Linked DNA regions of Mus musculus: region 2 is linked to region 1. Evidence: chromatin contacts called from ENCODE Hi-C or POLR2A ChIA-PET data. All regions are on one chromosome and are shown on one strand. The core of a region is the stretch at or near the end of the contact, and the rest is flanking DNA. Distances in the headings are between cores, read along the strand shown.

The links. Hi-C counts contacts between places; a loop is a spot of excess contacts on that map. ChIA-PET counts read pairs that join two places held with the same protein, here RNA polymerase II (POLR2A).
Region 2: POLR2A ChIA-PET joins it to region 1 with 14 read pairs in embryonic stem cell. The contact joins the promoter of Esrp1 here to the promoter of Dpy19l4 in region 1. A Hi-C loop is called at or near these places in 1 of 37 maps with a recorded cell type or tissue (gastrocnemius). POLR2A ChIA-PET finds 5 or more read pairs at or near these places in 2 of 5 experiments (both embryonic stem cell).

The regions. Positions count from the first base shown.
Region 1 is chr4:11,318,973-11,326,541 of GRCm38, reverse strand. It overlaps Dpy19l4 (dpy-19-like 4 (C. elegans)), which reads left to right and starts at 4,405. Exons shown (of 19, transcript NM_001081201.2): 1 at 4,405-4,542. The coding sequence starts at 4,527.
Region 2 is chr4:11,382,563-11,390,131 of GRCm38, reverse strand. Esrp1 (epithelial splicing regulatory protein 1) reads left to right here and starts at 3,349. Exons shown (of 16, transcript NM_194055.3): 1 at 3,349-3,827; 2 at 4,357-4,485; 3 at 5,670-5,783. The coding sequence starts at 3,696. It overlaps Gm35631 (a long non-coding RNA gene), which reads right to left and starts at 3,000. Exons shown (of 2, transcript XR_390400.3): 1 at 2,948-3,000; 2 at 720-2,267. RefSeq lists an enhancer at 3,080-3,109.

The DNA of each region.
Region 1 (7,569 bases), core at 3,156-5,655:
GTGATTAGTTACAGGTGACTGACTACTAACTAGCATTTCTTAACTATCCTAAGCAGTTTACATGAGTGTCTTTAGAGACTCAAACTTTACATCGTTTTTAAATGAGTTGCATATGCACAATGCTTTAAACAAGAGTTGAAACATATATACAGTATGTTATAGCAAATACTACCGTAAATTTCTATCAATATGCAATAATCCATACCAATGTAAAATATTTGAGACTTATTGTTGCTTTCTTTATATTATTTATTTATTCACTTTATATCTTGATCACAGCATGTGTATATGAGACAGTGAAATGATCCTGAGATTATTTTTTTAAGATTTAATTATTTATTATATATGCAAGCTACACTGTAGCTGTCTTCAGACATACCAAAAGAGGGCATCCGATCTTATTACAAATGGTTGTGAGCCACCATATGGTTGCTGGGATTTGAACTCAGGACCTCTGGAAGAGCAGTCAGTGCTCTGAGCCATCTCTCCAGCCCCACTCATAAGATTATTATTGGCAATTATGCTAACTAAGCCAATTAAAAGTATATGAGTCCCTTTATTAGCCAGCAACCAAGAGTGGCTCACGCCTAAGAGTCTCTTGGTTCCCAAGCTCAGGGGTACAGTGTTTCCATTAATTTATTTTTGTTTTATTTTTATTTACTTCATTTTTAGTTTTGGTCTTTCAAGACAGAGTTTCTCTGCATAGCCCTGGCTGTAATAGAGCTGACTCTGTAGACCAGGCTGGCCTTGAGCTCAAAGATTCGTTTGCCTCTGCCTCTCAAGTGCTGGGATTTAAGATATGTGCCACCACTGCCCAGCATGGGGTACAGTATTTTTAAAGACCAAAACCATAATTACATGTGCTTGTGCAGGTACGTCAGTGAGGGTCTTGGGGTGGCCCAGTAATGTCTGCTTTCTTGCAGAGCTTCACAGTGTTTCCAGACAACATGACAATTATTTTTGCTTACACTCCCTTTTTATTATTTTAGATGTATATTTTACATCCATTATTTTTGTTAGTACATATGGACCACAGTCAGGGTCATGAACAGTTCCAGCATGTTGCCAAGGAAGTCGGGCTATTGTGGAGTAGAAGGGCGAGATATAAGACAGAGTTAGGACAAGATAGCGTTACCTTAGTCAGCTTTAGCAGCAAGTTCGTTAACTCCCTGAGCCATCTATTTGTCCTTTTTTCCCTTTGTAAAATATTTATTTAGAGACAGGGTCCCATTGTAGCCCAGAGAAACCTTGACCACACAATGTAGCTGGGATTGGTCTTGAGGTCCTTATCGTCTTACCTCTACCTCCTAGGTGCTGTAAGTACAGGCAGGTACTGCTATGCCTGTACCACCTAAGAAAGTTTTGATGCTAGACTGCTTGGTGTTTATATTTTAGTACCAATATTTTTGAATTTTGTTTTACATAACCAGCTAAAAATATCTTTCTAGAAGAGTTTTGAGTGACAAAAATCTGTATTTTAATAAGTTTCAAGGTTTTTAGTATATCCATCTCAAAATATCCTTTCCCATGGACCTGAGCGATGGTGCAGTTGTTTTGAGCACTTTGTGCTGGTGCAGAACGTGCAGGAGTGGTTCTCAGTATTCCTGTGTTGGCTTGCAGTTGTCCATAGCTGCTTCCAGGGGATCTAATACTCTCTTGTGTCTGCCTCAGGCACCAGGGACACACATGCATGCAAAACATTTATATACATAAAAGAAATCTAAAAATGTTTTTAAAATATTTTAATAAAACATATGCTTAATTTCTTATTTTTTATTTTACTTTTAATGAATATAGGTTTTTGCCTTCGTGCTTGGTGTCTGTGGAAGCCAGAATCTTCTGAGGTACTCCTTCAACTTCACTTCTGTCATATTTTAAAAGAAAAGTTCAGAAAACTGGGTGTAACGGCACATGAGTATATGAATGAGTCTTTGCCTCAAAAATAAAGGAAACATGTCAGAACTAGTGACAACTGAGACAAAACTAGCTGTTGAGTCAAGCAACAGTCTTCAGCACAGCACAGTGTGTCCTGCCAGTTTTAAAACCTGGTCACAGTTGATGGTTCCTGGTATTAACAACTTTGCCCAAGACCTTTGAGCACGTGTTAATCTCAAAGATGGAAAGAGAAGGACCACAGACTCAATTCATCATGGCCAAATTAATTAAGGCAAGCAAATAATTATTTCTTTTTTATGTGCATTGTTAATTTGACTTCATGTTTGTCTGGGAGAGGAGTTGGATCCCTGGAACTAGGGTTACAGACAGTTGTAAGCTGCCATGTGGTTGCTGGGAGTTGAACACGGGTCCTCTGGAAGAGCAGCCAGTGCTCTTAACTGCTGAGCCATCTCTCCAGCCCTTGCAAGCAAATAGTTAAAGGAAGATTTTTAAATTCATGTACACAGACCTCTTACCAAGATGTGGCTCAAGAGTTTAGCATTGAATATGAGGAAGACAAAGCTTTTTATAGTTCAGAAGTAGGGGTTTTTCAAATGGGGGATTTAGCAAGCAAAATAGGTGGGGTTACAGGAGCAGAACATCATAGCAAGCTTTTCCTAAGGGCATCCTGAAACAAAGACATGGTTGCAAGGTGAGCATAAAACTGGTAGTTATAACAAGGTAGCCATGACAACCCTTATGAAACGGAAGTAGGGTTGCAAGATGGTTAAAAAAAAAATTGAAACAAAGACATAATTATCATTCCTGGAACAGGCAGTACAAAACCATTTGTAGTTAAGGTCACAGGTTTTATGTGGAGCATAGCCTGATCCTTGAAAAACAAGTTTAATCATAAAGAGGAATGAACCTAATTTGTCATTACTGTGAGACGGCTTTTAAGCCAAAGAGGCTGATTCTTCCAAACCCACCAGAGGTCTCCTAAATGTCTAGTTTTCCCATTTCAGTTAGGCTGGGCCTTTCTGGGTTCTGTCACAGCTTCTAGTCTCAGCTAGACATCCTGTCTCAACTAGATATCCTGTCTCAGCTAGACATCCTGTGCTGGGCCTCTCCAAACCCTAGACATGAACCTAGTGTTGTGGAACATCCTTGTGGTTCCTTGGCTGTGTTGTGCAACCTAAGTGTTGAAACCCTGCCAATGGGAGCTCAAGCGCTGGGCCTCTAATTTTCTCAGCCTCCAGTATCACCAGGGTATACTCTGAGTCCAAGGCAAGGCAGAAAAAGAACTGGTGGCTCTGGCTGAACTCCCAATTAACCAGAAACAAGTGCTCTAACCCCCCCCCCCCCGTCCCTCCTGAATGTAGGATTGGACCCCCAATATCACTAGATCAGGATCCCACAGAATCAGAACAGATCCAGAAACCAGGCATTATAGGAAAAAAAATTAGGAGTTTCTGTGAATTACTATAGGAGGCCTACATAAGAAAGGAAGGAAAGAAGGAAGGAAGGAAAGAAGGAAGGAAGGAAAGAAGGAAGGAAGAAAGAAAAAGAAAGAAAGAAAGAAAGAAAGAAAGAAAGAGAAAGAAAGACAGACAGACAGCTATCCTTTTTTTGAAGTGGCTGTTCACTCATGCTTTTGGGCCAACTGAAGGCGTGCCACAGTGTTCTCAGTATGAGTCATGCACTGCACAACAAAATTAAACTGCATTCTATTGTTATGAAATAATCTCTATACATTCCTCATAGCAGACTATAAAGTACTATTGTGCTTTCTTCCAGAATATTGACATGAGCAAACATTTTGTTCAAGGCAGTTTTCGTGATTGACACGTTGCTCTCTCTTGTGTTTCCTTTTTTATATGATAATAACTTAATTTGCTTATGTAGCTGAGGTTGGCCTTGATAATGAACCTCCTTCCTCTACTTGTCACGGTCTGGGATTACAATAGGGAATAACCTGGTACAAACTTTTTTGTAGCCGCCAAGTGTCTACTAAACCAAACTGTGTATCACTCTTGCCATTGCAGCAGTAGGGAACCTGAGGCAAGTTGAGAGCAGCCTTGGCCATATAGAGAGATCCAGTCTCAAAAACAAACAAGCAAACAAACAAACATCTACTAATCCAAAGGACCTGCCTAGAACGTCTTGCCTGGCTTTGAAATCATCGTAACAAGTCCAGGACTCGTTGCTCTGCAGTTGAAACTCCGTTTTCTGTTTGAAAAATCGGCCGGACATAGGGACTGGATCTGGCCTACAGTCTATGACTTTCTGAGACGGATCCCAGCGTCACGAAAAGCTTGCTCTGGCTCCTGCTTTCCTGTGAGGCTCAGCAAGGAGCGAGGGCGGCGGCGGGGACTCGCTCCTCCCAGGAGCATTGCCATCCCGTGGCCATCGTGGGCATGGCTGAGGCGCTCTAGCGAAACGCTCCGGCCGGGCCCCGCTCCCTGCACTCTGGTTCCCGGAGCGCCTTGGAGGGACCCAGTTGGCGGAGACACCAGAGGGGGGCGGGTCAGGAAGTGGGGGCGCGGCAGCCGGGAGCTGGCCGGGGCGGCCGCGGGGTTTGGATACTCGGAGGTTTGGGAGACTCCGGGCTGCTCGGGAGCCGTAGGGCCACTCGGGTCTCCGCGGAGACGATGGCAAAGGAAGAAGGTGAAGGCTCCGGCGTGTAGCGCGCCAACTGCCGCGGCGGGCTCGGGAGAGGGGCCGGGCCTGACTGCTGGCTGCGGGCCGCGGGGAGCAGGGCGGGCGGGGGCGCGCGCCCCCGAGTTTGCAGTGGAACCGGGCGCGAGCCGAGAAAATGGCCCAAAGTTTCGTCTCCCGAAATAGGACGCAGAAGTGGAACTTAAAGTCAGGAGTCTCGGAAAGGAAGCTGTTGTTGGGTGGCGGGGCTGCGGGTCCGGAGTTGCTCCGCAGTGGAAAGCAGGACGAGCTTGGGTGGGTTCTGGTCCAGGCTGGAAGCTTTGGGTGCAGAATGGGAGGGATCGCACCCCTCGCGGGAAACTGAGGCTGGGATCTGGGATGGACGCGCAGAACCTGACGGAGTTCACTTGTGCTCTAATGGATAACAAATGCCAAAGGGCAGGGGCATGTAAGTGGTTTTAGGGGAGGAGGAGGTCAGTTTTAGGGTTAAAACTAATGGACTGGAGAGAGCTCTGCACGCTCCTCAGGGTCAGTGCCAAGGGAATTTATTGTTTAGCCAGCAATATTTATCCATAGAGGATTTGGACAGTGAGCAAAAGATAGGAAGCGGCAAAAAACTTAGCAGTGTACGATACATAGTGTAAAAAAGTATTGGTGGCATAGTAACTTCATGGGATGTGTATGCACGATTGAGCTCTTGGACTTCATTCGCTCGGATGAACAGTTACATGTTTCATTCTGCTGGAAAGCAGTTTTTATCTTACTGAGTGGAGTTGTGAATGCGACCGTTAGTTATCTGGTTTAGATTTAAGCCGTTGAACCAAGGAGACAAGAAGGGAGTTTGAAGAATTCAATGGAAAGCCATTTTTCAAAAGACTATTAGAAGTACATGCTGACTGGGACTAGATGTCCTGTCCCTGAGGTCATGATTCAGCCATTCCTCCTCTTCCTGCAGCTCTTCGTGTTAAATTTCATGCACATTTAAGATACTACCTAAAACCAGCCTCAAAACAGGTTGCTGGTAAGGAAGAATGTAATTCCTCTTTTTTCTTTAGCTATAGCTATATCTGTGTTTGCAATGTGTTATCATTTGACAAAGATTTTTTTTAAACTTTATTTTTGTGATTAGTTACAAATCTGTGTGGGTAGGTTGATAAACCAGTTTGTCTTTGTGAGCACATTAATACTTAACACAGGAGAAAAATCGCACAGTGCCACTAAAACTTGATATTGTAAATATGCAGAAATTGCATTTAAGATGGAATTATTATACTTAATAACTATGATGTGGACCTTTTTAAAAGGCTATATCATTTTGTAAAAGTAGTTGACTATAAACTGTTAAATGATTTTTGGTTATAGAATTACAGGTAATCTAAAAACATGTGTTTTATTCAGGACAATTACTGGGTGGCAGTTTTATTAAAATAATGGGTCCTTTCAACAAATATTTAATTCCTTGGCTAAGTCTCTATTCTTTTGGGTGCTGGGATATAATAGTCAACAAAGTATAAATATTTATTGTAATGATGTTTGTGATGATAATATTTACAGCAAACACGTCCCGTGTCAGGAATTTCCCCGAATCCCTTCTGTTTACATATCGTGTATTTATTATGTTAAAATTAGGCCAGTCTCTATATTCTTGTTTGAATTCAGGTCAGGTACAGTTTATAGCTTTTGGCTTATTCTCAGGTCCTTCAGGAGCCTCTTTGTTGTCCAGCTGTCCCTGGAAGTAAATGTTCTTCCAGACGCCTCTCCTGTACTGTGTGTGCAATGGTGCTTGCATTGATGCTTCCTGAAACAGACACAGGCTTTGAGGAGAACAGTGTTAACATTTCTCTTGGACCCTTTCTAGTCTACATGGACATCTGGAAGCCTGTTTGTAGCTCTGTTGGCTCATGTGCCTATGATGGGACTAGAGATTGAAGTAGCAAGGTTATTCTTGTGGATATGTAGTCATCATTTAGTTTGGCTTTTTCCTTCTCTTCTCTCTCTCTCTTTCTCTCGCTCGCTTTCATTTCCTTTGGTTTTTTGAGACAGGGTTTCTCTGTGCAGCCCTGGCTGTCCTGGAAGTGAACCTGTAGACCAGGCTGTCCTCTGCTGGAATTAAAGGCATGTACCACCCAGGACTTAATAAGCTCTGTTGCCTAACTATATCATCACCATAACATTACTTTTGTCTTTCAGTTGTGAAGTTCGATGAACAATGATAGAGATGAGGTGAGAAGTTTGCACTCAATTAGCTTCTGGTTTTTAGGGCCAGGCAAAAATGACAAAGTAGATAAATTGGCTAAAATACATGCGGTCTTTGTCCGGTCTTACTATGTAGCTCTGGCTAGCCTGGAACTGGCTTTGGAGGCCTTGAGCTCACAGAGACCTGCCTGCCTGAGTGCTGAGATCATAGCAGTAAGTCACCAGACCCAGCTCAGGTTGTACTGTTATTGCTGCTAAAATTTAATGCAACTAAACTTGACATTAAAAATGAATGATTTTTTTCTTTTTCTTAAAAAAAAAATATATATATATTATATTTAAGATGGTAGTTACAATTACGTTACTCCCCCCTTCCCTGTTCTCCCTCTAAACCTGACGTACACCCCTTCTTGTTCTCTTTCAAGTTCATGGCCTCCTTTTCATTAGCTGTTGCTGTATGCACATATGTATAGGAATATACATACATATAGTCCTAAATATATACTGTTCAGTAGGTATAGTGGGACTTGTATGTGTGTTTTCAGGGTTGAGCATTTGTTATTGGATAACCCATGGTGTACGCTCTTCCCCTGGGGTAGACTATTTCTCCAACTCTCAGTGTTCCTTAGATGTCTTTAGTTTTTCTGGCTGTTTTTTGTTTGTTTGTTTGTTTGTTTGTTTTGTTTGTGACACAGGGTTTCTCTGTCTTCCCTGGCTGTCCTGGAACTCACTCTGTAGACCAGGCTGGCTTCAAACTCAGAAATCTGCCTCTTGCCTTTGCCTCCCTCCAGAGCTGTGGGATTAACGGCGTCTGCCACCACCATCTGCTTCCTTGTCTAT
Region 2 (7,569 bases), core at 2,100-4,599, 65 kb before region 1:
CAAGTTATAAAGTTCTATGAAGTGACTTAAGGTATATAAAGATGAGAAACATTTCAGATTTCTTCCCCTCTCTATGCTATTGTTATGGTAAGACATCAAAAGCTCAGAATTTTAACATTAGTCAAGAGAGTTCTGATAAGCTATTAATCTAGTCCCTGGTTAAGGATCGACTACATCATAGTCACAAGCTCAAAATTTGAAATCTCCTTTGGTTATTTCTAAGTGTAGATTTTAAAATGTTTCTCGTTGTGCTAAAAACATCTCTAGAATTAAAGAACTCATACACTTCAGAGAATCGACCTGGATCTCTTTCTCACAGGTCAAAGGCACTCCAGATAAGCACCGCTGTCAGTCAACAACCTAAGTTTCCCCAGCTGCCTATTCTTGAGGGTGCGATCGCTCCTCTACTTGGGACTCCCCTCCACTACCTACCAGTATCACGGGGCTGACCAACTCCTAGACTTTACCTTCTTTCCCTAGTCTATTTGTCGCAGCAGGTATCAAGTTAACTGCCTACAAATGCTGGCCCCCAGGTGTTACTTTGGAATTTGCATCTTAGACAGCCCCAAAGTAGCTAGCCCTAGGTGGTCCAGCTACATAGATTGCTCCTAAGTGGCTTGTGCTTCCCAAGTCCCTGGAGGGGCGGGAGAACCTGGGCATCCATCCACCAGAGCGGAAACAGCCCGCAGCCTTACTCCGGGGCCTTGGTCAGCATTCCAGCTTTCCTGGGCTGCTGACAAAGCCCCAGTTTCAGCCTAATAACTAAGGGACGACCCCTTTACTGACAACAAAAACCTGGGATGCTAGGTCTTAAACCCTAGCGTAAAACTCAGCATCCCTCAGTCCGTACCAGTTACAAGGTCCTCTTAGTCGGTTTACTCTGCCCCCTACCCTGAACTCTCCAGTACAGGAACTGGGCTGAGTTGCCCTTCTACCAATAACCCAGCTATTTTGGCCCCTTGGCCACTGCACCTGGTTTCCCTCTCTCTATCTTCCTCTTCTCACACGGCGTGGCTCAGCTTCCTCTTCATTCTGGACCCTTCCACATACCTCTAGCTATGGGCTCCCTCATATCGCTAATCTCAATCTTTTTCCAGACTACCTAGTCTGTGTAGCTCTGGTTATCCCGAAACTGGGTTTTTAGACTAGGTTCATAAGATTCCCTAGCCTTTGCCTCTGAGATCACTGGCTAAAAAAATGTTAATCCGTACCTAGAAGCAGTCACGTCCTCCTTTCCTTCCTTTCTTTTTATCATTAAAATTACTGTATTTGTGTATTTGTTGTGGGCAGAGCAAGTGCCAGGCTGTTACAAGCCCTGAGCATCTACCCCAAAACAACAAACAGCAAAACCCTTGTTAAGGTAAATCCAGTTGGACACATTAAACTGAATTAAAAATTGAATTTAAAATCTAAAAATTAAAAAATGTTAGAAACAGATAATCCAGCTTATTAAAATGGGGGATGGAGAGTCTCTGCAAAAGAGGGGCAGCTGTGAGATTCATGTTAGTTTCCTGTTGCGGCATCTCCTAGTAAAAGCGCCGACTTTAAGTCTTCCGTTCTTTAAAACTTGTCGTAGGAACGATGGATCCAAACTCCAAAGTCCTGTCGGAGGTGCTTCAGGTGCGGCTGTGATCACTTTCTCTGCAACCTTCGCTTGCCTGACTTGGGGCCTCCCAGCCCGGTGTGCTGAGCGTGCCGCGGAGTCTCGTGCCTTTGCCAGGTGTTGCCTCTTCGGTAGAGCCGAGCAACCGAGATGGTCACGTCTAGAGAGCCCTGGGGCGACGCGGCTCCGCAGAACCGGCTCCTCCAAGCGGCCTCGCCCACTGCAATGCAATCTGGGTGGTTTTTCCAGATTCCCCGCCCAGTCCCAGCCCCCTCGACTCCAGGGGACAAGGAGGCAGGCTCGGAGACACCGGGGCTAGGGCGGGGCCAGGAGAGGCACCCGGGGACTCGGGAGCTGAGCGCGAGCCAGGCCTCCGCCTGCGATCCCGGACGCGGCTGCCACCTGCACCGCCGGCCCCCGTCTCCGGCCGCACCTCATCCTACCGGGAAACGCGCGCCGCGGGCCTCCGACTCCTCTCCCCACTCCCGGGAGTCAGCTCCCGCTGGGAAAGCGTAGTCTCTAGGTTGTCCTGACAAGGGTCCCCCAGGAGAGTACCAATAGGTTCCTGCGGTTGCAAGGGTGTGGCCGCTTCTTTTCACTGCAAGGATATGCAAGGCCACACACCGGGCGCCAAACGAGTAATATTTCAGACGGAATTCGGCTCCTAAGAATAGACCGGTTTAAAACAGAAAACTCGAGGGAACTCCACCGATGGCACTTTTCTAAAGTGTCAACATAACCTTATATAGCTCTTGGTGGCTTGTGGCAGGGCTGGGGTGGTTGGTGGTGGAGGCGCAGGAGTCTATGGGCATAAGTTGGCCAAGTCACACGCTCCAAGAACAAAAGGCAGGATATTTAACGAAAAGTGCGTTTGGCCTGACTGAAAAATCTCTATGAGGGCTGCGGGGCAGATGTACTTCTTAGCCAAGGCAAGTCACAGTTAACTGTGTCTGCGTCCTAGAGGGTGTTCCGGTCTCGAATTAGCAGCCAGCACGACGAAGATGTAACAATTATAGCAATAGAGAAGGGGCTACAGGTCCTTCCTCCCGAGGTTCCCCAGCTGCTTCGAGGGCTGTGATTGCATCCCAGGACCTGCCTAGCCAGCCAAGCGTCGGGTTCTGCGGCTCGGGGGTGGGGGCGGAGGCTCGCCCCGAGGTGGAGAGAGCGAATGCCAGCCTCCCGCGCCGTGAGGGGCAGGGCCAGCAGGACACCCTCCTCCGGCTGTTTGCACAGAAAGGTGTGCTGGGCTCAGGAGCGGCGTTTGCCGGGTTCCGCAATTACCCGCACCAGCTTCCCGGGCAGCCGTAGACCCGTCCCTCCCACGCGCCGCGCCCTGGGCCTCACCTCTGGCCTTCTTTTACCTTTAGGCACCTTGGTCATTCGCGCGACCCCTCAGCTTCTCCTCCCCCCCCCCCCCCCACACACCCTCGGCCAAGCCAACCCTCCAAATCCCTCAACGCTGCGTCCTCGAGCAGGGACCCTTCTCGTCGTCGTGCCCCCCGCCCCTTGGTCTGGCCTTGGCTACCCTCCTGGTGACAAGTAGCTCTTCCCCGCCTCTCTCTTTCCCTCCCCTTCCCCCAGCCCTTGCTTCCCCATTCATCCAGCCTTTGTCTCCCGCCCTCTCTTCTCCCTCCCCCAGCTCCCCTCCCACCGCTGCCACGTCGTGGTTTGAAGGAGCCAATGGCCGGGCGCCGCCAGGTGTCTCTTACCTGCACCACGTGGGGGAGGGGGGAAAAGGGGCGGGCAGGTAGAGCCACATCCCAAAACAGAAAAGCTTTCAGCCATTGCGCGCGCCTCCCGGGGGTGCAGCCCGGCTCCTGGGTTTTTTCTTAGACGCACCAGCAATTGGATACAAAAAGGGCAGGCCTGCTCTTCCCTCCTTCCACCCCCCTTCCTGCCCAGGGTGTGGAGCGCCGGCCAGGTGTGGGCTTGGGTGGCAGGTTACCGCCTTTTGCCCTGGCGGCCTCGAGGAGGGGGGTGGGCGCTTTCTTTTTCTCTTGGAAGAGGGTTTTAGCACAGGTTTTCTCGTTCTCACTTCCAACCCCACCTCGCCGCCTCCCGGCCCCCCTCCTCCCCCTCCCCACCTATCGTCATGACGGCGTCTCCGGATTACTTGGTGGTGCTTTTTGGGATCACTGCTGGGGCCACCGGAGCCAAGCTGGGTTCGGATGAGAAGGAGCTGATCCTGCTGTTATGGAAAGTCGTGGATTTGGCCAACAAGAAGGTACTTTACTATGTTCTGGTCCAAACGAGGAGTCGGGGCAACAACTTTATTGAAGAAAGTTGGAGAAAGGGTAGTCGGTTTCTTTTCCCTTTCCTTTTTTTTTTTTTTTTCTTTTCTTCACTTTTCTTTAAGTGGTTGCACGCTTATGAAGCGGGGCCCCGAGGCCTAGAGAATCCATAGCAGAATCAAACCTGTTGGCCAACCACCTTGGAGCCGTTTAAATCTTCTGAAACTTGGCTCAGGTAGAAAAAGGCCTCTCGCTGCCGAGCCGCGTTCTCTGAGAGTCGCAGAACGCCTATGCCAGGCTGGTGGTCCCCGGGGCGCTAGGGTCCCCTCCTTGGCCTGGGCGACTTGATCCGGGTAGGGTGGGGGTGGGGCGACCAGATCCCTGGGTTTCTAGGGAGCTTTGATTCTGCTGTTAGGTGCCTGTAGAGCTCGAGCCGTCCAGGAAAAGCCAGGGAGGAGGAAGGATTTCCAAATTGAAAAGGGGGGAAACCGACCCCTTGTTTTCTACCCCTTATTCCCCGAGGTGGGACAGCTGCACGAAGTACTAGTTAGACCGGATCAGTTGGAACTGACAGAGGATTGTAAAGAAGAAACTAAAATAGACGCCGAAAACCTGTCTTCCGCGCCGCAGCTGGACCAAGCCCTCCGACAGGTGACAGTTTTGGCCAGGCCACGCCGCCCACCCCCATCCAGGTGGCCCCCATACTCGACCCGACCCAACCCTGCGGCTCCACGCCCTCGTGGGGCGGCCTCTGCTTGTTTCTGGGGTGGGGTGGCGAGGTTCCCAGCCTTGTGTGTGGGAGTCCGGCCGGGGGGCGGGGGAGGGCTGCGGTGCTTGACTTCCCGGCCCCCAGGGTCTCGAGATTGAGATGGGCTCGAGCTCCTGTTGCCTCCTGAGTAGTTCTTTGGGCAGGAGAATCCGCCGCGCGAGGTTTACCTCACGGGCCGCCAGCGAAGTTGCAGTGCCAGCTCCGAGCTCACCCAGTCTCTCCTGGTATCTGGGTCTGTAGCTCGCCTGGGGTTGGAGGCGCAGTGCTGTAGAGGGGTAGACCCTCAGTCATACCGCGCTAATGCTAGCTATGGCTGTAATTTGGTTTGCACCTGAGTGCCCGCCTGATTTTAGCCAATTTCCAAAAGCTTAGCTTCCTCATTACTTCTTTACTGCCTTGATTGGGATCCCATGGAGTGGTTGCATGTACAAACCTGTGGGGCTGTTTGTTGGGTCATCGTGGAGCTGGCGGGATCCCCGGTTGAAATTGAGGTGACCTAAAAACTGCTCTGGGTGCTGACGGTTGCTAGACTCCGGAATAGGGCGGGTCTCAACACCTGTGCGGCAAATGTGCTCTGCGTTCTCCCAGCCTCCGCCGTAGCACACCAGTTTCCAGTTAAAGGAATTATTTTAGAGTATTTTATTTCTAGAGTATTTTCTAAAGAAAGGTGATAACCAGCCGCCTTACAGAATTCTGCTTATTCATTACCCCGCTTGTTTATCGGATATGGGTTCCTTAAACCTGAAACACTGAAAAAGTAATACTATAATATGATGTAATCTAAAAGCAATCTGTTAAAAGTGACCCGATTAGTCTCATCCTGAATATCGGGGCTGCTGGGAAGTGACTTCAACTCCCGAACAAAAACTGCAGATTGGTTGGAAAGCTCCCTTGCCTGGGTGAAAAGAGGAGGTTCCTGGGGAAGGGTTCTTTGTGGTATTACCCTGGTGTCCTGCGTCCGAGGCTTCAGGAGGGTTTTTCTTTGGTTATCTTCAAGTTGGGCCACTTTGGTGTGCTTGTAAATTCTGCTTTCGTTGCATCCCTCGTGTGTCTCTTGTTCTTGCAGTTTAACCAGTCAGTGAGCAATGAACTGAACATCGGGGTAGGGACTTCCTTCTGTCTCTGTACTGACGGGCAGCTTCACATTAGGCAGATCTTGCATCCCGAGGCTTCCAAGAAGGTAAGAGTGCTGGGTTCTGGAAAAGCAGGTGGATGCGCTCTGAGAAACAAACAAACTAACTCAGTCTGTTCTGGTTTCTGGAAGGACAGGTGTACTTTCATTCAAATTATCCTACTTCTAAAGAAGTCAAAGTAGGGAGTTAGCTGTGTAATAGTGCAGATTTTCCTTTGGAAAAATTAAAATGTTCTGAATCAGAAGGATGGTAACAGTTACACAGTGTCAGTGAGCTTGATGTTGCTGTACTTCAAAGTGAGGAGACTGCAGGTATGTAGCTGAGTGCCGGAGCTTAAGAAGGGTTAACATTGCTATGTCTATTTTACCACATTTCGTGGAGATGTCCCGGATAGGAGTAACTTACAGGTATCCTTTGGTGATTTAAAACATTTTCTTTGTTTCCAGCTCTACATCCTCTATTTTCCAAAGCTAATAAAAATTTGAATTTCTGTCATTTAAAATAGAATTATACTTTATTATACCAAATTGTGATAATTTCCTTAATGTGAAATGGCTTTATCCTTCAAAGAGTAAAAAAAACCTTCTAAACATCTAAATATTTTTAAGACTGCTTAAGGAACAATGACCGACATAAGTAGTAAAATGTTTTAGAACACTTCCCTTGGATTGCAAGTAAATGTTCAAAACCAAATTTTAAAATTCTTATTTACTTGTGTATATGTGTGAATTTTTTGAGATAAGGTCTCATTCTGGAGCCCAGGCTAGCTTCAACTTCATGGCCTTCCTGCCTCATCCCTGTGCTGAGATTACAGGGTGCACCGACACCTGTATTGGTGGGGTCATCATTGCTAACTTCTCTCACGTAGAAAAGAAATTATGCAATTTTTTCAGATCTCTTCTGGGAAGAATATTTCTGAAGGACAATGAAGAGCTTAGACAGCTCACCCAGTGAAGCCAATTTGTGCTAATGTAGTTCTTATTAACAACTCCGATTAGTTGTGTCCTGCACCGCAGTAGGTAGGCACCGAGGCTGAAAAGATAGGCTATGTTCAGGGCACTGTGAAGCTCAGAGTTGGTAGATAGAACAGACAGCATGGGCAGGTTGTCACTCCTGGCTTGTCTGCCTTCATTCTCTAAGGAAAGCTGTAAGTTAGTTAAATATATAATCATTTGAACAGTGTCTGTAGGAGAATCGCCAGGTCCTCCACCTTGAAGGTCGATCATTGCTTTTAAAGGAATCTTAGTAACCAGTTGATGTCATGGGATGGTAACTGGTAACTGTGTCACAGAGTCAGAAGTACAAAGGAGGAGTCTCTACCAACCCCCAAGTCATAAAAGAAGGGCCAAGAATTAATTCCTTTGCAAAAGGGAAATAGTCCCAATTTTTTGAGGTGGCCTTATAGCTCAGGCTAGCTAATATCTAAGATGACCATTTACTCAAAAGCTCCCTGCTTCATTTTTTTCTTTTTCTTTCTTTTTTTAAAAGATTATGTATTTATAATATATGTGTGTGTATATCTATATAACATATATGTGTGCATATATACATACATGTATATATACACATATACACATATATGTGTATATGTGTTATATATAAAAAATGAGGCACACCAGAAAGAGGGCATCAGATCCCATTACAGATGGTTGTGAGCCACCATGTGATTGCTGGGATTTGAACTCAGGACCTCTGGAAGAGCAGCCAGTGCTCTACCATTGAATCGTCTCCCCAGCCCCTGCTTCATTTTGTTTCAGGTGCTGGGTTACTACTGGTTACTCTGTTCCCAGCAGTTTCTTATTTTTTGGAAGGATAGCATTGCATTCCAGAAAA